Regions from separate parts of the Mus musculus genome. Here region 1 is linked to region 2. Evidence: chromatin loops called from intact Hi-C (ENCODE). Cell type or tissue: gastrocnemius. All regions are shown on one strand. Each heading gives the region's core, and the rest is flanking DNA. Links, peaks and the distances in the headings are about the cores only. Region 1 has its middle 91 kb from the start of Gm25222. Region 2 overlaps Kcnab1 (potassium voltage-gated channel, shaker-related subfamily, beta member 1).

Region 1 (12,689 bases), core at 3,926-8,925, 330 kb after region 2:
AAGTAACAATATACCCAGATTATTTTCAGCCTCCTCTATTTCTTAATATTTTGGTAAATCTATTAAAAACAGTGCAAGTCATGATCAGCACTCGCAGACATTTCCATTGCACTCAGAATAGAAGCAAATGTCTTTAAAATAACCTATAAAACCCTTCAGTCTGACTCATCCAATAAGTGATTAATAGCCCAAAGAAACATCTGGCCCCTTGCCCTCAACTCCTGCGAGTTAAATCTCTACGCCTTAGAATATCTTACTCTACTAAGGTACTGCTATTTACTTAGAGCTTTATGCTATGCTGTGCCATCTATGATCCATGTTTAGTTATGATGGGTACCTTGAACTACCTGCTGTCAGCTCTACCTCTATGAAGGCTAGAAACTAAAGTCAGACACACAGGTAGTTATATCTTCAAGGCAAAACTCCCATAAAAAAATCTGAATGCAACAATTTAAATGAGTTTTATTGGTTGGGAGTACTCCATGAATATTGAATGCAATGTTTCAGGGAGCAATAAACAATTTCCCTAGGGCTAGTAAGAAAGAGAAGGGGAAGCACCATGCCTGTGTACCTTTACTCAAGCCAACTTTAATCTTCTATTGTTATGATAAATCATACCCAAGAATATAATTGCTTCATTGTGTTCTATGAGTCCTTCTAGAGAATAATCTGAGCTCAGGGACTTTCTGAACATGGCATGCTCCCCATTATCTTCTTAACGTCATACGCTGATATTCTACCATTCATTCATTCATTTATTCATTCAATTCATTCAATTCTCATATTTTTGGCAGCTTTGATGTTTCTTCCTTAATGATTTTTTTCTTATAGCTATAGGACTTTACCCCCAAAGCTCTAGAATCAGTTTTCACTTGCTTTGGGCATTTGTTCAAATTCTATCTTTTCAGTAAGGTCTTCTCTGGATATACTATTAAAAATTATAGCTGGTCCTTGAGCATGTGCTTATTTTCATGTGCTTTGTACTTCTCCAGAATATTTAGCCTACTTGAAGTATTATGTATTTTGGTAATCATTTTGTTACCCAACCTGCCCTCATTAGAATGCAAACTCAAGAATTTGGATAATGAAGCCTGTATGTTTACTGCTGTTTCCCCAAACACAAGGTGAGTACTCAGTGAATGTCTACTGAATGAAAAAAAAGTGAACTTGTGGTCTTTTATGAAAAAGAATATTTAGATGGTGCAGAAAAAGATACTGTACCACAATTACAGAGAAAGCAAAACAACTTCATAAAAAGAATTTCACTAATGCATACTATACAATACATATTCATATTAAATGACCATATTATTCAATCTCCTAGGTTATTTGATAAATCAAACAAAATTATCATTAGATAAAGCAGAGGAAGTATCTGATTCATAGCAACCTAGAACCAAGAAATGATAAACATAGGGTTGGGAGAGGAAGGCCTTTGAGAGGAGCTGCTTATGTAGAAGGCTGAGCAGAAGATAACTGAGCTGTTTCCATGCCCACTGAGGCTCTTTTAGTGTCCTTTGGGTGAAGTATTGAGCATGGAAAGGTATGATCTTTCCATTTGTCCAGTCATGGTAACAATGAGAACCTTGGCACAGGAAAATTGAGTAGAGTCTTGCAGTCTTGCCAGGGTAGTAGAGTGGTGTTACTCAGGTGAGAAAATCCATGGGTATGATGATACCACTGAAGCTTACTCTGAGGTTGCTAATCACCAAATAAAGTCCTCAGTTGTACAACAGAGTTTTATTGGAAAAGTTTAGTACAATCTGAGAATAGTAAGATTTACCTAGAACTCATAGTCATCAGCTATTACACTAGAGAAAACCTCTAGTGTAGTTATCTGTGAACTCAACTGATGAATCAATCAGAAATTCCAAACAAGAGTCATATTTTTTTCTTTTGGTTTTTTTGAGACAGGATTTCTCTGTGTATAGCCCTGACTTTCCTGGAACTCACTCTGTAGACTAGGCTAGCCTTGAACTCAGAAATCCACCTACCTCTGCCTCCCAAGTGCTGGGATTATGTTCACAGCTTTTTTTTTTTTTTTTTTTTGAGATGATACTACTTGTTAAATTGAGATGATGCCTCTATTTATAGTAAAATAGGAATGGAAAAATACGAAGAAAGAAGTGAACTTACAAATGGATGTTCAATGGGACTGATGGGGAAAGGATTGAAGGAGGGATGATAAAGCGTGATAGAGGAGAGCCTCACGGCTCCAACATGAGTGTTTTACAGACATCAGGTGGTCATCAGCTAGAACCTCATTCAGCAAGTGTCACATCTGAGTAGAAAGAATATGTGGAGTGAAAGTCCTGAACACCCAGCTCTAGACAAGGTAGCCTAGGACCCAACAGTGGATGAAGATAACTTTCTTCTCTATAGTGAGAAGTTTCTATTGGTTGGAGTTCTCCAGAGAAACACTGCCAACAAGAGATCTATAGATGGATATACAGACTGATGATGAGAAATTTATTTTCATGGTTACAGAAAACAAGGCTTGAAGGAGAATTCCTTAGGAGTGCAAATACCCAAATAAGTCCAAATACCCAAGAACCCAAATAGCTATTGTTGTAGACGTTCAAGTCTAGAAACAGTGAGGCAGGAGTAGTTGTATTCTGTGTGTGGGAAGGTTTGCCTTTTTGTTCTATTTAGGTCTTCCATATACTGGATGATGATCAACACATTAGAGAGAGCAACCTTCCTTTCAAATGTTAATATCATCCTCACAGTTACCTTCTTAGGCATACTCAAAATAATGCTCAACCAAAATCTGCTTGAGCACTGAATCCCTATAAGAGCAATGCCAGAATTTAGACCCCAGATGGTTTTACTAAAGACAGGACAGACATAGCAAGGAGACTGTAGATGGGTAGTGTGGCCAAATAATTCCTGCACCTGGTATATTTGTCTTCCAGTAAACAACAGAATCTTATTTGTTATTTTCCTGATTAGCTACTCATTTACTCAACCAATATTTATTAGTTTTTATACTTGATGTCAGTTTCTGAAGAGTGCAGCAATCAGCCCTACAGATGAAATTACACTCCAGTGGGAGAGGCAGACAACCCAGCAATAAACAAAACAGACTGCTAAGAGGGAGGAAAGAAGGCGCTGATTTAATGACTCTTATAAACAAGTTATGATGGCAGGTACTGCTGTTATACAATGGTCACTTCAGGGGCCATCTTAGCTGCTTCCGTGCCATAACAAGCCTCCAAAAGCATGCTGAGTTTTAGAGTACTGTGCAGTTCCAAAAGCTGTGTGTCTCACTGATAGGTTAGAACCCTTTGAAATCTAAAGAACATAGCTGCACATTCCATGCCCACACTACACAGCTGCCGAAGCTTCCATCACACTCCAATTGAGAGGAACATGACAGAAGGGAAAAAATGATAAACAATAATTGGGCTAGAATCACTTGCCTAAAAGTGTGTCCTGGGTTCCTATTTCTCCTTTAGGAGTGCTGTGGTACCTCCAGCTAGAATCCCTTCTTTTCCACTCTGGACCTCTATCTTTGTCTTCTGCTCTATCTTTAGGGTAGTTTCCTGGCTCCATTCATTAGTGGTCCCATTCACAAAGCCTGCATAATCTTGAGGTAACTGCAATTGGCAGTCCTTACTTTACTATCCTCCCATGGCCTGCTAGCATTCTCCCTGCCCTCTTTCATGAACTATCTGGTCCCTCCTCTCCATACACAGACCACCAGCACCACCTCTCTGAGGAGGATGTACTGCAAGTAGATGAACACAGATGATGACTGAGTTCATTTGACTCTGCATTGTCTTGAAAGACACTTTAGTTATATTTTTACGTTCCAGATGAAAACATGACAGTTCTCCTCTGGTAACTGTGGAAGAGAGCAGTCTCCACTACATGGCAGTAGCCCAACAAGGAGGGTTGCAAATAGACAGTGATTTGCAGCATTATAGGGTCATCTCCAAATCTGCACTGGCCTCAGTATTTACAACTCTATTGTATCCTCTCTGTGCAATAGTTAATTCTGACTGAACTGCAGTGGACTGAAAACAGACCCAACAGATAGGAGAACACAATAAAGTGTGCAACCTAATACCATACCCTTTCAACTAGAATGTAAAGGAGACACCAAAAGTATTCCTATGTTGGTTTACAGAATTGGAATGCAGATGGTAGGATAACATAGGCCATTAAAGAACATTTTATTGAAGTTGGTAACTGTCATAGTTTCTGTCAATTTGATACAAATTTACTCATACCTGGAAAGAAAGAGTATCAATTGAGGAGTGGCCTCCATAGATTGGCTTATGGGAACGTCTGAGAAACATGTTCCTGATTGGTGATTGATGGGGTGGGCCCAGCCCACTAGCAGTGCCATGCCTGGGCAGGTGGGCATCCACTGTAAAAGGTAACTGGGTAATCCAAGAGAGTGAGCAAGTAAGCATTGTGTTCCTCCATGACCTCTGCTATAGATCCTGCCTCAAGTTTCCTCTGCCTTAGCTTCCCTCCACGATGGACAGTAACCTGTAAGCCAAATAAATCCTTTTCTTCCCAAGTTATTTTTGATCAGTGTTTTATAAAGTTACATAAAGCAAACTATGATAGTACTTGTTCAGGGATATCCTCAGGAATACTGACTTTGTACAAACTATTGAAGGACAGAGGACCATGTAACTTACTCTCAAAAGTTTGGGAAAACAAATAAGGCAAAAGATGTGGGGAAGGAGCTTGTTGGATCATGGGCAGTTTTTAAAACAAATAGAGCCAAAACATTTGTGTTAAGAGCAAAGGGCTACAAGTACGCCTCTATTATTCTTGCTTGTTTTCTGTAGTTTGAAGTTCCTTTCAATAAAAAGGCTAAAGCAAGCAAAACCAAAATGACCTGGGATGAACACACAGAATATTTTCCAAAGGAAGGCCAGTATTATGGTTTACCTTTATTGTTAACTTGGTTTGACTTATAATCACCTAAGAGACACACTTTTGGGTATGTTGGAGAAAATTTCCAGAGAGGGTTAACTGAAGAAGGCATAGTATGAGTGTGAACGGCATCATTCCATGGACAGAAAGAAGAAAAGGTACAGGCTAAATCTCTGTGTCTCCCTGCTTCCTGACACTGGAAACAATGTGACCAACTGCTTTATTTTTCTTCTGCTACAGTCTTAGTTGAAGTGTTGTTCTCTGTGCCATGGTAGACCATATTCATATTCTTTCAGCCAAAATAAACTCTTCCTCTCTTAAGATTCTTCTGTCAGATATTTCTGTTATGCCAGTAAAAAAATAAATTAACAAATATAGCTTGGAGTGAGAGGTCTGCTCTTTTGCCACTCAGTCAGCCATGCTTAGGAGTTGGTACCATAGACTATTTGCTCAGTAAAACATGCAATTGGTGATTTTGCAAAATAACAATAGCAGGTCTACTGTAGTGGTTATGAACTTCTTAACTACAGGCTTTTTGACAAGGACTTCAGTACCAATGATGAAATCTCCTTCATGTGCCCCACTTAATCCTTTAACCACCAGGTTATTCCTTCTTTTCTATCACATTTATTATAATATTCCTCCAGTTATATTTTTAATTGGGTTGTAAGAAAGTAGACGTCAATGGGGTTTCTTATCTACCTTCCTTTTAATTAACCCTCTACCTGCACATCTCGATTTTCCCTGGACTTCTGTTGTTCTTCCTGTATAAGCTTCCCCATGCCCAGTATTCCACTTCTCTACTTTCTTTTCATCTGAAACCCTCCTTTAACATGGCTCTTTCCCAGAGGTTCTTTTCTGGCTTCCCAGATATATGCTTCAAGTTTAACACACACAGGGAAAACAGGTTGCATTTGTCTTTCTGCACTTGAGATACCGTATTCAGTATGTTTCCTTTGTTGTTATTGTTTTATCCATTTACCTGCAAATTTCAGGATTTCATTTTTCCTTACAGTTGAGTAATATTTCATTGTGTATATGTGCCTCATTTCTCTTATTCAGTCACCCGTGGATAGATATATTGATTGCACTTCTAAACTATTGTAGAGTGTCAATGGAGTAGAATCAGCAGTTGTTATTTTGCCAAATGGCAATGCTCTCAAATTGTCTTCTAAATATGTATAGTTACACTTATAAACCTGTGCCATTTTCAGACTGGACAGAGACGCTTCTTGTTGCAGAGAATAGTGGTCTATGAAGAGATGCATAATTTGTGAAAGCACTGAAAATAAGAGATGGGATGTTTAATCTGAATGGGATATCTCTATTAGCCCCTGTTCCTGCCAACACTCAAAGAACATTGTGGAAGAGAAGGCAGAAAGAATGGGAAAGACAGAGGTTGGGGAAGAGTGCTGGGAAAGGTTTCTGCCCATGCTATTGTACTCATGAACTCACGGCAGCCAAGGTTGTCTGCACAAGACCTGCATAAGAGCAAGCCAACCAAACCCCAGCTTAGCTGGAGGAGGAGCTCTCAACACCTTACTTCTTACTGAGAAGCCACTGTTCGTCCATAGCTGCTCAGAGGGGCAAAACCATTCTTTTATGAGCTGTGTTTTATGTTCTGTATTTTGTGTTTTCTTTTGTTTTGTTTTTACAACTAAGAAGGTGTTTCATGATCCAGTGCATGGCTCCATATGCATGTCCATATGTGTAGCACTAATTGGATCCAGAGAGTAGTAGACAAAGGGAAAAAAGGTGGGGGGAGGGAGATGAGTTTGGGAGGGGACATGTTGAAGGAAATATAGAAGGAGTTGAAAGATAGAAATTCAGAGAGTAGATATGATATTATTGTATTGTTTATGTGTATGAAATTCCCTAGAATCAAAAATCTTAAAAATTAAAATTAAAATAATAAAACTTCTAACTGGGTTAGGCTACAATAAATCTGCTACGGCAACTGGGCTTCCAAGAGGATGCCAGACATAATGTTAGCTTTTTTTTTCTCACTATGAAAAATGTCCTGTTGACACAATCAGGTAACGCTATTGATTCTGATGAAAAGCAGCCTGCTAGCTTCATTACAAGGAATGAAAAAGCTTCCTTTTCTTTGTGAAATAGCACACCCTACTGACATCCACAAGCACTGAAGGGAAATTCAGAAGTGTTTGGTAGGGGAGGCAGTGGAAACAATCTTTTGGTCTATGGTTGCTCCATTGTCAAGAAAACCAGGTTCCAAAATACCTGTTGTGTTCAGAGGAGCAACTTCCACATGAGAAAATATGGTTCATGTAACTCAGTCTTACTCTTAAGCTTTGAATCTGATATTTTCATCAAGGCAGCCTTTACCCTAGAAAATCACAGTGGAAATTTCAAAACAAATTGGAATTTCAGCTCTCAATATTCTGAGCTGCAATCATACTCAGGTTCTGGGGCATTTCTTATTTAAAGTGACACTGCCAAGCCGTATTTGTTTTAGAATGTCCGTTCCATTCCCTAGGCAATAAGCACGTGGTTCAGCACTGAACAGGCCACTTTGCTCTGCCTTTCAGGTCCACTACCAGCAGCCTATTCAGATTTTAAATCACATACATTCCCAGCCTCATCCATCTCAGTGCCATCTCTGTCCCTCCAGAAATGTTGCAGGAGAGACACAGCCTGAGGCTCAGGGAAATCAGCACAGGCCCCAGGACTGACCCAAATTAGACCAGCCTAAAATAAATCATGTCAGCGTGTCTTAATATGACTCCTGCACAGGCAGTATTTTCTAGGCTATTGTTTTGTAGACGTGGCCATAGCTCCTTTAAGCAGGTTGGAATGTGCCAAGCATCCCATGGAAAGAACAGGCCATGGGAACATGTAAAGAAATGTACGAAATATGAGGGTACAAGGAAGACAATGGTGAGTTCTATTTTAATACAAAATAAATACTTTTCCCCAGTACCTCAGCCCTGCAATCTTATGGAAAGCAGAACAGATTACCTTCCTGGTGCCTTCTATAAGCCCTCAGTGTAAATGCTATTTTCCCATAAGGGTTTGTTCCTTTTGTTTTATAGAGTAGGAGGCTATAAGAGAAGAAAGGGGGAGAGGCTGAGCCTGTGTGCAAATCGTTGTGTGAGGTTATTAGATTCTCATTATGACGGAACACTCATCCATCTCAGAAAGGTGTTTAGAGTAAAAAAGTGCTTCAAACTGCTCTTTTGAAGGTTTATTTTGAGAGCAGTGAAAACCAACAGCCAACAAGTACCCTCAAACTCGGACATGTCTGATAAAATGTCTTAGCTGGGTAAGGTGCTCCTGACTTAACTTCCCCTTGTTCAGCCCCCTTTTGTCTCTTTGTGTGAAGTCAGTGTGAAGCACTATGTATGTTCTCACCTTGGGGCTGCCTATCAATATAGAGCACCTGTTTCTTACCCTCTCCTCTTGGTTTTAGGCCAAGGCTCTCTTCTTCCTGTTTCCATCTGCCTTCTAGAAACTTTGTGTAGTTCCCCCTTATCCGACTCAGTGTGATGGCAGCCTCTAAGATGTCTCCACTCTGACAATACCATCTGACACTGGGGAAAGCTAGCAGGAGAGGAACTTGAGCTGCTGGGAGTTTGGGTCACTTCCATATTAGTCCCTCTTAAATATTTTTATTCTAAGCACATTACTCAAGGCAGGAAGAGTACAGTATTGATGATAGGTACCATCATATTACAACCATTTGGAGAACAAGTTAGCTCAAATTCTAATTTGATCAAATGAGAATTCACGTGTTAAGTGAAGACATGAGAAAAAATGCATTTTCTGAGTGTTTTCTAAAGATCTACTACAATAGAAGAAGCAATGAATTTGTATGAGCCAATGGGGAGAAATGGTAGTGAGCTCAGGATTGTGTAAGATTTACTTTGTAGGTGTTATTATTTTCTGTCCATCTTTTAAAGGGAGCCAATACATGTTTCTTTTCATTGCTTCAAGTAGAGGGAGGTGCAGTGATTGAAGTTAATAGTCCCATTACATAGGAGGCAGGATTTATTTACTTACTTACTTACTTATTATTTACCATGAACTTGAAACTGAAGCTATGCAGAGAGTTCCCAGTCCTACTTCAGCTAATGTGAGAGGCCTTGTCTACTTGCCAATAATAAACATAAATACAGAAATTCCCCACGTTTAAACAAAACTAATCAGCATTGGAACAAGTGCCATGTTAGGTCCACAGAAAAATCTAAGAGTGAACCCAGCCTCTGGTAACATGTGACCTGCTGCTGTGATGTTGATTTAGTCTGTTTTTCAGATGGGGAATGGAATTCAGCAAAGACAACCAGATAACCTTAATGTCTAATATGGAAGAAGACAGGAAGCTAGGGCACTGTTAGTAGGAAGCTAGAACACTGCTGGTGGGGATCAGATGTTCCAATTTGCTCTTTAATATTTTTAATGCTCCCCAACTTATGAATGGATGCTCCTCAGTTAAGAACACACTTGTAATGAGAACTTGCAAAGCCCAAAGGTTTTGTAGGATTATAGAATAGAAAAGCTCTAATCCTCATTGTCCTGGTGGAGATAGAATAACTTTGATAAGAAACACACACACTTGACAAGCTTATATAAAGAAAAGATCAACCCATGCTGTGAGAGAGAAGGGAAAACCCAAGGGTTGGGATCATCTAGGCAATGGGGTTGAAAATGCATCTTCTGGATGAAATACTCAGCAGAGGCAGAGGCTCAGTGATCCAGGGAAAGGAGCAGAGGGTCAGTGTACAGAGGAATAGGACTGGAACAGGAGATAGGCAGAGCCTGGAAAGGCAGACAGAGTGGAATGATACAGTTGCAGGTGCTGTGTGTGCATATGCATGTGTACATGTATATGAGTGTGTGCGTGTGCACTGTGTGTGTGCATGTGTGTGTGCGTGTGAGTGTGCGTGCGTGCGTGCGTGTGTGCGTGTGTGTGTGTGTGTGTGTGTGTGTGTGTGTGATTTTGTGATGTATGATAGGAATTGGAAACATGAGCAAGCACAGGACTGTGACTTAACCAGCAGGAGACGAGTCCTCAATGTGTTGCTGGCTGGAAATGTCACTTGACTCAATAGTCAACCTCGTCCAACTTTGATTTCAGCTTTAAGAGACTGGAAGAGTTTATTTCCAACATCTGTCCCATATCTAAGCAGCATTACTTGTCTCTTCTCTTTCTTCATTACCTTCTCTCTACCTTTAGTGCAAAGCTATTGAGACATTGTACCATTGGCTAGAAATCAATACTGTTTTTATTTTGCATTTTATTTAAAAAACCCAAACAAGACTTGTCATTGGAAAGAAGGGGATGGATGTGGAAAGGGAGTGAGGGAAAGAGGGAAGGTCTGGGGGAGGTATAGAGTGAGATTGAGTTTGTATGATTACTATTGTGAAACTGACCAATATAGTTTGTATTAAACCCATGGTGTTACTCCCTTTGTTTCTGCTGACCTATCACTTGCTGTGATACCATCAAATAACATTAGGGTTCCGCAGGCAAGGGTTCCAGAACCCTCAAGACAGTGCTTGGTGTAGGATGCTCTGCTGAGGATGTCATTCATTACACACAAAGCACCTCAGGAGTCTCTCTCCAAAATTCTAATCAGCAAGCATGGGCTACTGTTGAGAAGATAGCCCATCTCCTCCTCCAGGAACTATAAATACTCTACTTCCTCTTTGGGATTTGGTGTTGTTGGAAGTCTAGGGACAGATTAAGGTTAATGTTTTGCAACTCCTCTGACCTGTCTGAAGTGTGTCCTCTCTCTTTTCTGAGTCTTTCTGCACTTTTAGTCTTTCTTGGGCTGATATTTTTCTTTCTCCTTTAAATTAATTTTTATGTTTTTGGATTGTATGCATTTGGACTCCTTAAATATGTCTAAAAACAAGGCTTAAAATGACTATAAATAAACAAATAACTTGTACAAATGAAAGGGTGGCTTTTGGGACCCACAGTCAGCAAACCACAGGCCTCTGGCCAAATCCAGCATACCACCTGTTTTTGCATGACCCATAAGCTAAAAATGGTTTTTTTTTTTTAAAAAATAAAACAACATAAGGGAAATTATGAAGAATATCTGTGACATGCTAAAATTGTATAAAATTCAAATTTCTTTGCCAATAGTTATGTTGAACTATATGTCTACTATATGTCCTTCCTTCCTTCCTTCCTTCCTTCCTTCCTTCCTTCCTTCCTTCCTTCCTTCCTCCCTCCCTCCCTCCTCTCTCTCTCTCTCTCTCTCTCTCTCTCTCTCTCTCTCTTTCTATCTAGAGACAGAGTATTTTGTTTTGTTTTGGGGTTTGTTTGTTTGTTTGTTTTCAAGACAGGTTCTCTCTATTCAACCTTGGTGAACCTGAAGCTCAATCTTTAGACAAGACTGGCTTCAAGTCCACCTGCTTCTTCCTCCCAAGGGATGGGATTAAAGGCATGCACTACCACTGTTCAACTTATTTATGTATTACTTATGGCTACTTTCCCCTACCACAGGAGAAGTCAGAATGTATACCAAGACAACCAGGCCCTCAAGCTTAAGATATGTTCTCTGTAACAGGAAGAGCTTGCTGACCCCTGGGTTAGAATCCTCCTGCCATTGTGAGTACAATAAAATTCCTTAAAACTAGTAATCTGTGGCTCCTTAAGAGTCTGGCTATGAACCTGCTTTTTGGTATATTTTGTTTAATAATTACTCAGCTGTGTACTTACTGCCTTCCTCAGAGTTAATGTAATGTAATAGAAACAAATAACACATAGCCTTCTGAATGAAGAATTCGGAAAATTCTAAGCTGAAAAAAGGACTCCTATGCCAACTTTGTCCATCGTTCTCAGATACTTTCTTCCCATTTCTTTTCAATTTATATGTGTGTTTGCATATTTACTGATTTATTCCCCTTTTCTGGTCAACTTTAGTTAGAAATAGTAGCAAGTCTCTATGGGAACACAACAGAATACCCCCTCACAGATGATGCAGGACCTCAGCAGCTGGCCCTCCCTAGGCTGAAGGGCTGCAATGGCATTTGCCCAAATTAGGAAGAAGACAGCAGCTTTCCTAGCTTGCAGACTGTAGGGCTCTGAAGCTCATCATGGGAACCTACCCTGCACACTGCAATGGTGCAGGGTTTCCTTGCCTTAAAAATCTCTTATTACTTATATAGCAGTTGGTGGGCTTTCATCTTCCCACACCCCAAGGCTGACAAACAGATGCTAGAAGGCAAGTGGGAAGAAAACTTAAATGTAATGTATGTCTACTGTGTGTTAGGCATCCAATACATCATTTCAAGATCGATATCTCAGTTCTCAGAGATGAGATATGGCTTCTGGTCTGCTTAATGCCAAGGTTCATCTCCTTTCTACTATATAAGAAAGAGAATGATATCTTTCAAGGCGAAGGGACAAAGTCAAACAGGGGTCTCTTCACACAGTCACTGTTCTTTCTCAAACCTGTTACCCTGGGTGGAAGTGTCATAATATACAAAAGCCTGGACATCACCACTCCCCAACCATATTTATAAGAAATGAAGGTAAAGGCCGAGTTGAGGAGGAACCAAGTGTCACAGTCCTCTTCCCTAAAATTTCCTCTTTGACAGTTAAATAAATTTCTAAGTAAGGTAATTAATAGGTGTCTTGAAAGAGGAGATGAAGCACTGTTGAAATTGGGGGAAATTCAGTGAAGCATGCATTGGAAAATGTGTCAGAGCACAGCAAATTCATCATGATGCAAAGCCTTGACTGGTTCACAGAGTCACTAATGAGTTTAAACTGGCTTTCCTTTCCTCAAATCATAAAATAAAGGGTCCTTGGAGATGCC
Region 2 (12,689 bases), core at 4,272-9,271:
TGTTTACTCTGGGCCATTGCACATTGTAAGTATGTAATTGGTTTTTATTTTCACAGGGCCTTACAGATTCCTATCTACGAGACTGCTTTAAGTCTCATTAGATACTTGGGAGTTTGGACTTTTAACAGAAGTGGGACAGTTACGACTTGGAGGATCCTTGAAGCTTGGCTAAAGGCTTTTGCATTGTAAGATGTGAACATCTTGGGAGATGAATAGAATCTAAAATATTTCCCATGGGCTTGTATTTTAAACACTTGTGGCCAATTGGTAGCAATACTTGAAGAGGATGTGGAACCTTTTAGAAACTGAGCCTGTCTGTCAGAAGTCACTAGGGGCTGGAAATCACTGGGCGCATGTCTTAGAAGCTTGCAGCCTGGCTCCCAGTTCTAACCTGTGTCTAGTTCCTGGGTTGTAGTATTGTGGAACTTCTGCTGCACGCTTCCGGTAATGTCTTCCCTGAAATGATGGGCTGGAATGTCTCTGAAGCTACTATGAGTGATGCTGCATATCATAGTCAGAGCAACACAGACACACAAGGCTAATACCCCATGCTGCTATCAGACTGGGAGGAGCTTTTACCTCTGGTTATACAGAATAGTTTTCCTGACACATAGGGCTTAGCATATGAAATGTGTAAGTCCAAATTATGGTATATACTGTGGATTTCAAATACTTAGTATGAAAAGAGTAAAACATACATTTCTAAAATTGTTACATGTTGAAATAGTATGAGTAGTTAAAATAATACTGTAACCAAACCTATCTGTTTCTTTTCTTCTTCTTTTTAGTATGGTTAATAAATAATTCAAATTGCATAAATGTCTTGTGTTATATCTTTCTGGCACAACATTGTCATATGGCTTGCAGAGGTTTTCTTCTTGCTTTTATTATGATTTTGGGGCCATGGTGGGGCACCTTTTAGAGGCATGAAATAATGAAATAATGCCTCTGAAATGAAAGAATAATGAAAGTTAGAGCCAGATGCACTGACCAGTTGTAGGTACATGATATATATATATATATATATCAGGTGTTTAAACTTTTGTTCTAAAACATTTACTTTGGAAAGTAAAGTACCCAGGTTCTGTATTTTCGAACCAATAAAAGATTGACAATCGAGGCTGTTTTCTGTGCTCTCTTGTTTTGTGAGTTGTCACGAATATCTTAGATTCCCAAGTCTTCAGATTCCTGTTTGCATAGTAGCAACAGTAAAAACCATGACCTATGAAAAATATTTACAGAATCTGCTCTTTGGTTAATATGGTGGGGATAAGTGAAGTGGACTTCGGTCTTATCACCGTTATTTGAAATAAAGACATCTGCGTTGCTTGATGGCTGTAGTGGCTATTCCTGGTTGTCAACTTGACTATATTTGGAATGAACTACAATCCAGAATTGGAAGGCTCACCAGTGACCCTTATCTTGAGGCTTGGAGATTCTTATCTGGATCTTGGTAAGGAGATCTTGAGCCACAGTGGCTATGGATTCCAGAAGATTAGATCTCTGAGTTTAAGGAACACACCTTTAATCTGGGCTACACCTTTTCATCTGGGATTAAGGGTGTGGTGGCACACACGTTTAATCTGGGCTACACCTTTTGCTGGAGACAATATAAGGACATTGGAAGAAGGGAGTCTAGCTCTTGCTCCTTCGCCTGCTTGCTGTGTGAGACTGAGTAACTGCTAGATCCTTGGACTTCCATTCACAGCTGCGACTGAATCATTGTTGGGAATTGGGCTGCCGACTGTAAGTCATCAATAAATTCCTTTACTATCTAGAGACTATCCATAAGTTCTGTGACTCTAGAGAACCCTGACTAATACAATGGCTATACAAGCCTCAAGAAAAGGAACATGAACAAGGTGAACAGTAATTAGTATAGACATCATACTTAATGATTCAGGAATTCTAGATGATTAGTTTTGGCAATGAGCTCTACATGAAAAAGACTTGATTTCAAGCATGTTTTAAAATCAAATTCTTACTAAAATGTAATTTAACTTGAAAAATCATCATCATATTTTGTCAATAAATCTTAAAAGTCTATATATTAAAGTGCCTCTTCTTTTTGCCATTAGTCACAAGTGGTCCACACTTTACATCTATCACCACTTCAATGATATAATGTGTTCAATGGCTTTCTCCCTGGAGAATTACCCTGCAATTGACAATAGCAGAAAAACAACTCCAAACCCGCATGGGACACAACGTCTCTGTCAATCCATGTGCAGAGTGACTGAAGTTGTCGTGAGCCTTCCCTTATTCTGAGCTCAAGGCAAGAATTTGAAATGGATACTGACGTATGAAAGTGAGAGAATTAACAAGGGACTCTCAGTGGTTCTAAGGAGAGATGTATCCTCATAGGAAGGAAGACATAGGATGTTGGGCTGATTTTTTCCCCTACGATTGGAAACCATGCCACTATTGGCAGATAGTATAGCAGAGACAGATGGCCCAGCAGCTGCTGTGAAAGAAAAATGCCTTACTACTAGGTGAACCATGAAAAATAATGAGAAGGACAGAGAGAAAAAAACGTACACGCGCGTGTGCTCCCCTCTACTGTCACATTTTCCTGTCAGCACAAAACCAAATTGTATTCTGTCAGGTGGCAGATCGCAAACGAAGTGCTTTGATTTCCTCCACTGACTGCACATTTGGAAACTACCACCATTCTCTTGATAGAACTTGCTTTTCGTCTTTTGATTTTTGGCAAGAATGGCAGGGATGGGTAGCAACGGCGCAAGGGATACACGATGCCCATATATGGTGAAGAAGGTGCAATGACTGATCTTTTTCTGGCTCAATTGGTTGAAATTTGATATGCAGAAGTTGGCCAAAACTCATCCTGGTTTATTTTAGATACACCCCCAATTAGCACTGATTCATGGCATTTTTAACAGCTTGAAATGGAAATGTGACTTTGAGCTACCCAAAGCGTGCACACAGATGATCTTGACACTCACAGAGTTGGTGGCTAGAAGCCACCCAGTGTTTCATGCTGGTTGCTTTATTCCTCTCCTTTGGGTAATCGGCAACAGTGAGGGGCTATTGATGCCTTGGCTGGGCTGCTTCATTGGAGAGCTGCTTCAGCCTCTCTAAAAGAATTAGCCTCTTCACCGATGAGAATTCTAATGTTTGGAATGAATGAGGATCTACAAATGCTGAGCTCTGGCGTATTGATACACATGCAATTAATATATGCTTGGTAATTACTGCTGTGTCACTAATTGCAAATAGAAATGGGTCCAACTAAGTTGTGATGTACTGAGATAATAAAAGCAGGTGAATGGTATTAGAGATTGTTTCTGCTATTATTTGAAGATATTGGCTGGGTGAATACCTGAAGATGTTTTTGTCATTTTGTCTGGAAGAGCCGAATAAGGGCTGTAGAGTTACACTGACTAGCGGTTACCGAAAGGTTCCAAGGGTAGTTCTGGTAATATTCAGCCTGTCTCCTAGGCATTTAGGAGCACTAGTCATCCTCCCAGGTAAACCGCAATGTGCCCGTATAACTTTGACTTATGTGCAGGCATGCAGGATTCACATTCATTGCCAGCCTGAATCTTAACACAGAGTCTAGAAACAACTCAGGTATATCCCCAATCCCTGCACTTTGAGGAAGTCATCTTGTCTCTGTACTTCACTTTTTTCTTTCGATATTCCAGCCCTTGCCTTGTTAGAGTAAAGCAGGAAAGACTGTACAATCTGTGCGTCCATAACCAGAATCGGACTCTGGTATTTCTATTTGATCTATAAATAAGTGATTATAAATTATAGGCAATTATGGAATATAACTTTATCAGAAAGCTAGAATAAGCTACACGGAAACCATTTGGGGTGAGTCTTCCTGAGAACAGCCTGGAGCGCCTGTTCACTAGACCCAAGGCAGAGGAAACTTCAGGGTTGGTAGTCTGCTGGGGGTGGTGTCTGGCTGGCAGCAGGGAGAGGTGGAGGGACTGCATTCCAGTACAAGGTGGTAATCTCTGCTAAGGGAGCTACAGAGGCCTATGCTTTGTGACTTACTCAGTAGGTGGGAAATACCCATTGTTTAACACTCTTCGTACAATGACTAAGTATGATATAGCTTCCCACTTTACCTTGTAGAACTTTATTTGAAAATCTTAGGGAAAAACGTAATTTTCTCCAATTTCAGGAGAGGTTAGATAATGCTACATTACAGACTCTATCAGGGAATAGCAGTCTGTTCTTTAAAAAAAAAATACTTGGAAATTTCTTAACTAAATTTCAACATACCATTGGTATTTATACAAGAGACACTTAACCTGTTAGCATCACATGGCTGGAGAATTTCCTTCTTTTACCCACATACTGTATCCTTTTCACTTGAGAGGCCCTTATAATATGGTTTTCTTTTTATAGCTATACTGCAGCTTATATTTCCTGATTGAGGGGCTACAATATATCCCTAAAATTAAAGGTAAAGTAGGATGCAGGATAGGTAGGAGGACAAACTCAGCTGTTGTCTATATGTACATGGTGTAACTGTAACAGACACCATTCCAAAGAGGAAAAGAGCCACCAGGTACTTAAAATGGAGAAACAATTAGCCTTTTAAAATCCAATATTTTATTTGGTAGTTTTGCTGACTAAATGGCTTTAGTGCTCTGTTTGAATGTATCTTTGTGAATTGTGTGACAGCATGCTATTATTGAAATAAGTATCTCTAATACTATTTATGATCTGCATATCAAACAGCCTTTGTTTTGACAGATACACACACACATATATATGATATGTAAACACAGATAATAATGTGTATATAAATATATGTATATACACATAGTTTCTCTGTATTTGGGAAAGATAAATGGCAATACAAATAGTCTCCATAACATATGTTTGAAATGAATGACGATCTACAAAATGCAACTTAGAAAATTCCTATGAACTTGAATCATTCATATTCTCCTTAATTTCCATAATCTAACAGTAAGAACAAATCTTCACAGAACAAATCTTATTTCTCAGTCATCCCAGGTAAGATTGACAAATGGATACAATTGAAAATGTGGCTTTTTGAGTATTCTAAAGGCTTTCACAGGGGACAAGCTGTGGTTTTCTGACAGGGGGGACAGGAGCACAGCTTGCAGAGAACCAAACCCAAACTGCAAAGAAGAGCCTTATTAAGTAGGTCTGCCTGTCCAATGCCTGCTCACTCACAGCATGTCTCAGCATTTATCAGGCAGGATTGCAAACTAATCAGACTTAGCATCATTATAGAAAAGGAAGCTCTGTAGAGGAGCCTCAGAAACAGTGGTTGGATTATCTGAGTAACGTAATCGTTTCAGTTGATGAAATCATAAAAGTGAAGTGAATCTGGAAGAAATGAGTATTTTGCAACCAAGAAAGGAAACTGAAAATAAAGGTAAAGAAGGAAGTTAGAAGGAGGAAGAGGAGGAGGAGTGGGGCGGGGAGGAAAATAAACCTACGTAGTAGTCTCTTGGCTTTTGGGGTCAATACAGAAGCTAAAGGACATTGGAAAGGTTTTATTTTTTTAAATTCTAGCTTAACAATCTGAACATACTTCATTACTTACTGTAGTAGAAACAGTCTTCAGGCTAGGTCCAGCAATTCTGTAGCCTCTTTTTCTTATTAGATTCTTTTACTCACCTTCCATGGGAGTGTTGCTGTCTGGGCGATTTGCAAAGACCACATCCACGTATTCCAGTTGCAGCCTCTGGAGGGAGCCTTTCAGTCCTAGCAGCAGAAGCAGAAAACAGAATATAACCAAAGGCCCAAGAAGTCCAAATAGGACCACACTTAGAAAGTGCTTGAGTTTGATTTCTTTCAAGAATTTACTTAAAAACAAACACTGAGTTAATTACAAGAGTCCTCTTGAACAGGGCACAGCAAGACGATAGCAGCAATTGCTTACCTTCAGAAACATCAGTTGGAGTTATTTCCATATGACTAACCTTCACAAGAGTTAAACCAGAAGAAAGATGATAGTGTCTGGGTTTTAGTATAATAATGGAAAATGATGTTTGAGCAAGCCGGAGGGAAACCCTCCAAATCCAAGAATCAAACAGCCTAGAGAACCACAGAGGCTCTCACCATTCCCAGTGCTCCTAATACAGTTCTTTATGCTATGGTGACCCACAACCATAAGATTATTTTTTCACTGTTATAAATTGTAACCTAAATATCTGTGTTTTCCGATGGCCTTAGGCGACCCCTGTAAAAGGGTCACTTGGATCAAAGGTTGAGAGCAAATGGCCTAGAGAGAGACACTTTTTGGGAGGGGAGGGAGACTTGAACCAACCTCTCACTAGGGTGAAATTCAGTACTGAGTAGACTCCTCCACCCTGCCCTTGCTCCCAGGCTAATCTTCACAGAGAGTCTCTGGATCCACCCCAGAGCTAGGCAAGCATCTCTGACATTGGTGAGCTGGACCCGGGTTCTCACTTACACAATTGCTAACTCAGCCAGTATACCAGTTCTAAAGGTTGTAGCATCAGGTATGACACTACTTAACACCAATCTTGTTAGCCAAGGGATTACCTCCACTATTCACCTTCAATCTCAGGCAGCAAGTTCAAAGACATTTTATTTGCAAGTAACGTATGATGGAAAGAGGTATAGAACTTTTACTTGAAACTCAGTGCTGGGGCTGTAGATTCTTCCCATGAACAACACCCATGCAGAAAAGCCTGGATGTCACATAAAATTCCAGTTTGCATTGCCTGTACCTGGCTGCAGTGGTGTCCAGCCAAAGGGACGACATCACCAGACAGGCCATGGAAACATAGTTACACTGGACTCAGGAACCTAAGGGCTCCAGAGAGGCACCCAAACCTGGCCTTTTGAGCTGCATCCCTTGTGGTAAGGCTCAGGGCTGCTTAGAACCCTGTTGTTCCTGACTGCAGGCTAGTGATTGTAGATGAGGTGTTCGGTCCTGAGATTGGATCACCTTATCTAGGCAGTCCCCTAATCTACCACATACAGCGGTACCAATTGCAACAAACCTAAGCTAGGGATAGCAGAATAGCAGCACTAGTTTTGAATTTACTGGGACTAGCGCCCTCTAGTGTTGCAACCGTGGGCAATAAATACAGGCTCCAGAACGACCTTCTTAGAATTCCCAGGCCAGGCACCATTAAAGCCAAGTAGTGACAGCTGGAATACACGCCGAATGCTTCAGTGCATGGATGCTGTCAGATACTAACAAGCATCGAGAGCTTCCAGGGAGCTGAGATGTCAAAAGCCGATGATGAGGTGGTGGATATGTTGGCCTCTTGGACAAGAATTCAAAACAGTTATTTGATGGAAAGTCGTGAACTTCAAGAAGATACAGAGAAGCTGAGCATGGTGACACATGGCTGTACTTCCAGCACTAAGTATGTTGAGGCAGGAGGATTGCAACTTAGAAGCTTGTCTGAGTTAATGAGATCCTGTTTTGTGTAATGGTCAAGCAAGAGTTGGAGAAATAGTCTTTCTCAAGAAAGAACACACCAATTGGTTATCTAATACCAAATGGACAGCCCTGAAAATGTACATAAAAGTAACATTATGTAGGTTGTATTTATGAATGTAAGACTATATATATGTGTATGTGCATGTGTCTGTGTGTTTGTGTATGTGTGTGTATGTATGCATGTATGTGTATGTGTGCGTGTGTGTCTGTGTCTGTATGTCTGTGTATGTGTTTGTGTATCTATGTCTGTGTATGTGTGTCTCTGTGTGTGTATATGTATATACATATATATGTGTGTATATGTATATATGTGTATGTTTGTGTGTGTCTGTATGTCTGTGTATATCCATGTATATATGTGTGTGTCCATGTGTATATGTATGCATGCATGTGTCTCTGTGTGTATGTGTGCATGTATGTATGTATGTGTGTATGTATATATTTGTGACAACAAATAATGAAAAATAGAAGCCATGCATTTGGAAGAAAGCAAGGAAAGATGTATAGGAGGGTTTGAAGGGAGGAAAGGGTAGGAGGAAGTGACATAATTATAATCTCAAAAAATATGTATATGTACATGTATATGTATATGTATGCCAGAACTGGTCCAGGGGTGGATAATACATTAGAAATAACCTACTGAAACATGATCCTTAAAAGCACAAGAGAATCTGGGTGGTGGTGGTGGGAGCACACCCTTTTTCCAGCACTTGAGATGTAGAAGCAGACAAATATCTAAGTTCAAGGCCAGCCTGGTCTACAGAGGGAGCTCCAGGACAGCCAGGGCTACACAGACAAACCCTGTCTTGAAAATGAGAAATAAAAGCAGACAACAACCATAACAACAACAAAATAAAATCTCTGGAGAAACAATTGAGTAATCACCAGGAAACCTTGCTACAGAAAGTAAAATCATTTTTAGAACCTGTAACAACTCCTGGAGCTGAAATGCAGAGCAGATGAAGAGGGAACTGACAGCATCCACAGAGAATCCACCTAACAGCAGGGGCAGTGAACTTGAAGTCAAGATATTTGAATATATCCAGGAGGAAGAAAGTGAAAAGGAATGAGGAAAGCTCGCAGGGTCTCAGAACATCATGAAAAGAAGAGATACTCAGGTTTGGGGTTTCAGTGAGGGTTTCGGAATCCTAGAGTTAAACATTTACTAAAAGTAACAAGGGGATGGAAAGATGGCTTCGGCAGCTAATAAGTCTTTTCTTCTCTACCAGGGACCCCAGTTCAATTCCTAGCAGAGTTGGGTGGCATCTATAGCCTGTAACTCTAGCTCCTTTCTGACCTTGACTCTTCTTCCCTGCACATGTGGCATCTACTCACACAGACACAAATACATATGCATAAATTTTAAGAGATAAAACTTATAAAAATATAATAACATGCTGAGAAAAAGTGACAGTCTAGTGCTCAGGCCTGAACAGGACATCTCTACCTCCTCTCTGATGCTCCAGGATCGTTATAGACAGAAGGGTCAGAAAGTATACAAGAGCCGGAAAGGCTGTGAAAGGCTAATTTCTGGGTATGCCACGATCAATGCAACTGTGATTTCCCAGCAGCTGAGGCTGTCTTGTATAACACTCGCCTTGACATCAGTTAAACATGGATAAGGGAGGGGCTCGTGGGCCCTACCCCTCCCTACTGAACTATTGGCTACTAGTGGACTCTGGGAGAGGCTCAGCCATTATATTTCATTGTATACCCATGTGTGACTCACACATTATCCCATGACTGCCTTAGTGAAACTCAGGGTGTCACAAAACAAAACAAAACAAAACAAAACAAAAGGACCAGAATTTGAGAAAGCGACTTGCAGCTAGAAGGGAGTTAGACAGAGGAAGAGGAAGATGGGAGAGGAGGAAGAGAGAGTAACCCGAATGTATTATGCAATGCATTCGTATAAAATGCGTTATCAAAGAACACATTTAATAAATAAAGTATATTAAAAACTGGTTTTATAGGAATAAGCATGATTCACACATAGGTTTGTATATACATAAAAATGTATGACGATATTAATGTATTTCCTAAAAAAGATAGTAACAAAAAGCTTTCCAAACCTAGAGAGAGAACCAAATACCCAGATGGAGGAAAGTCAAAGGTAACAGATGTGATTTAACCAAATCTACCCCAAGTTGACATGTTATAATCAGGTCTCAAAAGTTAAAAGAAGAGAATTGTGAAAATAGCAAGAGAAGAAGGAATGGAGGGAGGATGTGTAAGAGGAGGAAGTGGAAGGATAGGAAGGGCTGATATTGGGTTGTAAAGTGAATACATGATAATAGTAATAGTAATAACTAATAATTAATAATAATGGCTGGTGTACTCAGCAAAGCAAGCTTTCAGAGGAGGAGACAAAAGGATATTTCTAAATAGAAGCGAAGGGAATTCTTGCCACTTAGACTCAGTCTAGAATAAATCCTAAGGGGAATTCTTGCGAGCACAAGACATTGTTGAGTAAACAAAACACTGGAAGCGGGCAGTGAGTTTTCAGACAGATGTGGTGTCTTCTAATACTTTAACTATGGCACTCCAAATATCTTTAGTATGAGGATTAAAAATCAAAAAATTTGAAAATGACTACACTGCTATTTTAAGAAATAGGCAATAGAAAAAGATGAAATGAAACATTAGAAATTAAAATATATGACAGAATACAGTGCATGTATTGAGGTTTTCTTTATTTTTAATATTTATGATCAAAATTAAGTTGCCATATTTTCAAAATAACTTGTACTAAATAATCTTTTTGTATATTTAATATTAAGTACAAAGAGAAAACCTACGGTTACACCATAACAAAAAATAAAGAATCGCTGGGCGTGGTGGCGCACGCCTTTAATCCTAGCACTTGGGAGGCAGAGGCAGGCAGATTTCTGAGTTTGAGGCCAGCCTGGTCTACAGAGTGAGTTCAAGGACAGCCAGGACTACACAAGAGAAACCCTGTCCCGAAACAAACAGACAAACGAAACAACCAAAAAAAAAAAAAAAAAAAAAAAAAAGAACCAGACAACACTACTAGAAAAACTCACAACCAAAAACACTGAGAGAGGAAGAAATGAGGAGCTAAAACAATATAGAAAACAAGTAACATCATAAAAAACAATATAACACCCATCATGATGGGTGAGTCCTTTCCCATCAATAACTATTTTAAATATAACTGGATGGAATTCTGCAATACAGATATACATAATGAAGAAAAGTATTTGTCCAATATACATCTGACTAAGGACTGATATCAAGAACATTGAAGAGACTCAATAGCAAATCATTATCTACCACCACTGTAATCATCTTTGTCATGATTCAATTATGTAATGGTAAATAGGCTGAAATATATATTGCCTCAAATAAATGAAAAAAAATGTGATTATCTATCTATCTATCTGACTATCTATCTATCTATCTATCTATCTATCTATCTATCTATCTATCTTATAAGGTCATGCATATTATATTCAGCCACTAGAACATTATATCCTATCATTTATGACAACATAATATACGGAAAGCAAAACATTATTCTTTTTTAATTTTAATTTTTACTATTTTCTTTATTTACATTTCAAATGTTTTCCCCTTTCCTAGTTTCCCCTCTGAAAATCCCCTATCCCCTTCTCCCCTTCCCCTGCTCCCCAACCCACCCACTCCTGCTTCCTGTCCTAGTATTCTTATACTGGGGCATCAAGCCTTCACAGGACCATATGCAGACCATTCCTCTGCCACATATGCAGCTAGAGCCATGAGTCCCACCATGTGGCAAAACATTATTCTAAGTAAAATAAAACATATAAGAAAACAAATGCCAAGTGGTCTCACTTACATGCAGAGTTTAAAAATGTTATGCTGGGGGCCAGAGAGATGCTCAGTAGTAGGAGCAGAGGGTCCTCTCTAAGTTTGGTTACTAGTGATGTGTTTATAGAAAGGTAAAGAGCGAGGGGATATGTTTGGTGGAGGTGTAGTCAGGTATGGGGGAAGCATCCCTTCCCCCTGAGGGACCAGCCACATGATGGTATAGTATAGAATAGAGTTTATTCAGGGCATGGGGAGGGGAGTCAAGAGGGTAGGCGAGAGAGAGAGAGAGAGAGAGAGAGAGAGAGACAGAGAGAGAGACAGAGACAGAGAGACAGAGAGATAGAGAGAGAGGGACAGACAGACAGGACAGACAGAGACAGACAGAGAGAGTAGAGTAGTAGAGGCTGGCCATGAGTACATGAAGAGAGGGGGGAAGGGAACAGGGAGAGAGTAGGAGCAGGAAGGCAAGAGCAGGAGAGAGAGAGAGAGAGAGAGAGAGAGAGAGAGAGAGAGAGAGAGAGAGAGAGGGAGGAGGGGGCAGGCAGCCCCTTTTATAATGAGTCGGGCATACCTGGCTATTGCCAGGTAACTGTGGGGCAGAGATTAGACAAAATGCTAACACCTAGCACCCATATAGTTTGTGGCTGTCTGTAACTGGACTTCCAGGAGGATCTGATGATTCTGGTCTCCTTGGACATTACAGAAACCTGGTGCACACACATACATGCAGGCAAAACCCTCATGCACACAAAATAAAAATAAATTTAAAAAAGAGTAGAATAAATGGCCTTCAGATGCTGGATGTGGTAAGTACTGAGGAATGGGAGGTGGGGAAAGATTGGTTACAGATGTTAAGTTAAATATGTAGAGGGACTGCTGCTATACAGTAGGGTAATGATCAATAACAACAGTATACTGTATATTCCAAGAATGTTAGAATTTGAATGTTTCTAATAAAAGAAATGATAACGATAAAGTTGCTTATCTTGATTTGAATGTTATCTCATGTGCGCATGCACAAGATATCTCCCAAATATGTGCAATTTTTAATAAGCAGGGACTCTTATGGAAGAATAGGAGGAAGGACTGTAGGCTCTGGAGGGGACAGGAACTCCACAGTAAAACCGACGGTGTCAACTAACCTGGATTTTTGGGGCTGTCAGAGTCCGAACCATCAACCAAAGAACATACACAGGCCAGATCTACGCCTGTCTGCACATATGTAGCAGATGTGCAGGTTGACCTTTGTGTGGGTCCAGAACAACTGGAGTGGGGGCTATCTGAAAAGCTGTTGCCTGTACGTGGGATATGTTCTTCTAGCTGGGTTGTCTTTCTCTCTCAGTGGGAGAGGATGCACCTAGCCTCCAGACTTGAAGTGCCAGGGTGGGGAGACACCCAGGAGCCTCCCTGCTCAGAGGGGAAGGGGAGGAGGGATGGAGGCAAA

What was found. A loop is a pair of places that touch in the nucleus more often than their neighbours do. Peaks named below come from ENCODE experiments on the same cell type or tissue, not always from the same donor. Only the 100,000 strongest peaks of a DNase experiment are listed, where the experiment ranks them.
Region 1: it touches region 2 in a loop (3-fold over the local background); 8 of 42 quality-filtered maps call a loop at or near these places.

Annotation. Positions count from the first base shown.
Region 1 is chr3:64,978,883-64,991,571 of GRCm38, reverse strand. It overlaps a transcript of Kcnab1 not described here. Among named protein-coding and RNA genes, the nearest start is that of Gm25222, 91 kb to the right of the region's middle. In gastrocnemius, for the core only: a CTCF peak has its summit at 7,020; no DNase peak of the experiment used is centred there; H3K4me3 peaks cover 888 bases; H3K27ac peaks cover 1,480 bases.
Region 2 is chr3:65,312,448-65,325,136 of GRCm38, reverse strand. It overlaps Kcnab1 (potassium voltage-gated channel, shaker-related subfamily, beta member 1), which reads right to left. Exons shown (of 14, transcript NM_010597.5): 8 at 5,632-5,718. A730090N16Rik (RIKEN cDNA A730090N16 gene) reads left to right here. Exons shown (of 4, transcript NR_040390.1): 4 at 57-1,117. Among named protein-coding and RNA genes, the nearest start is that of A330015K06Rik, 16 kb to the right of the region's middle. In gastrocnemius, for the core only: CTCF peaks have their summits at 5,695, 7,055 (motif pointing left) and 8,221; DNase peaks (open chromatin) are centred at 5,692 and 7,080.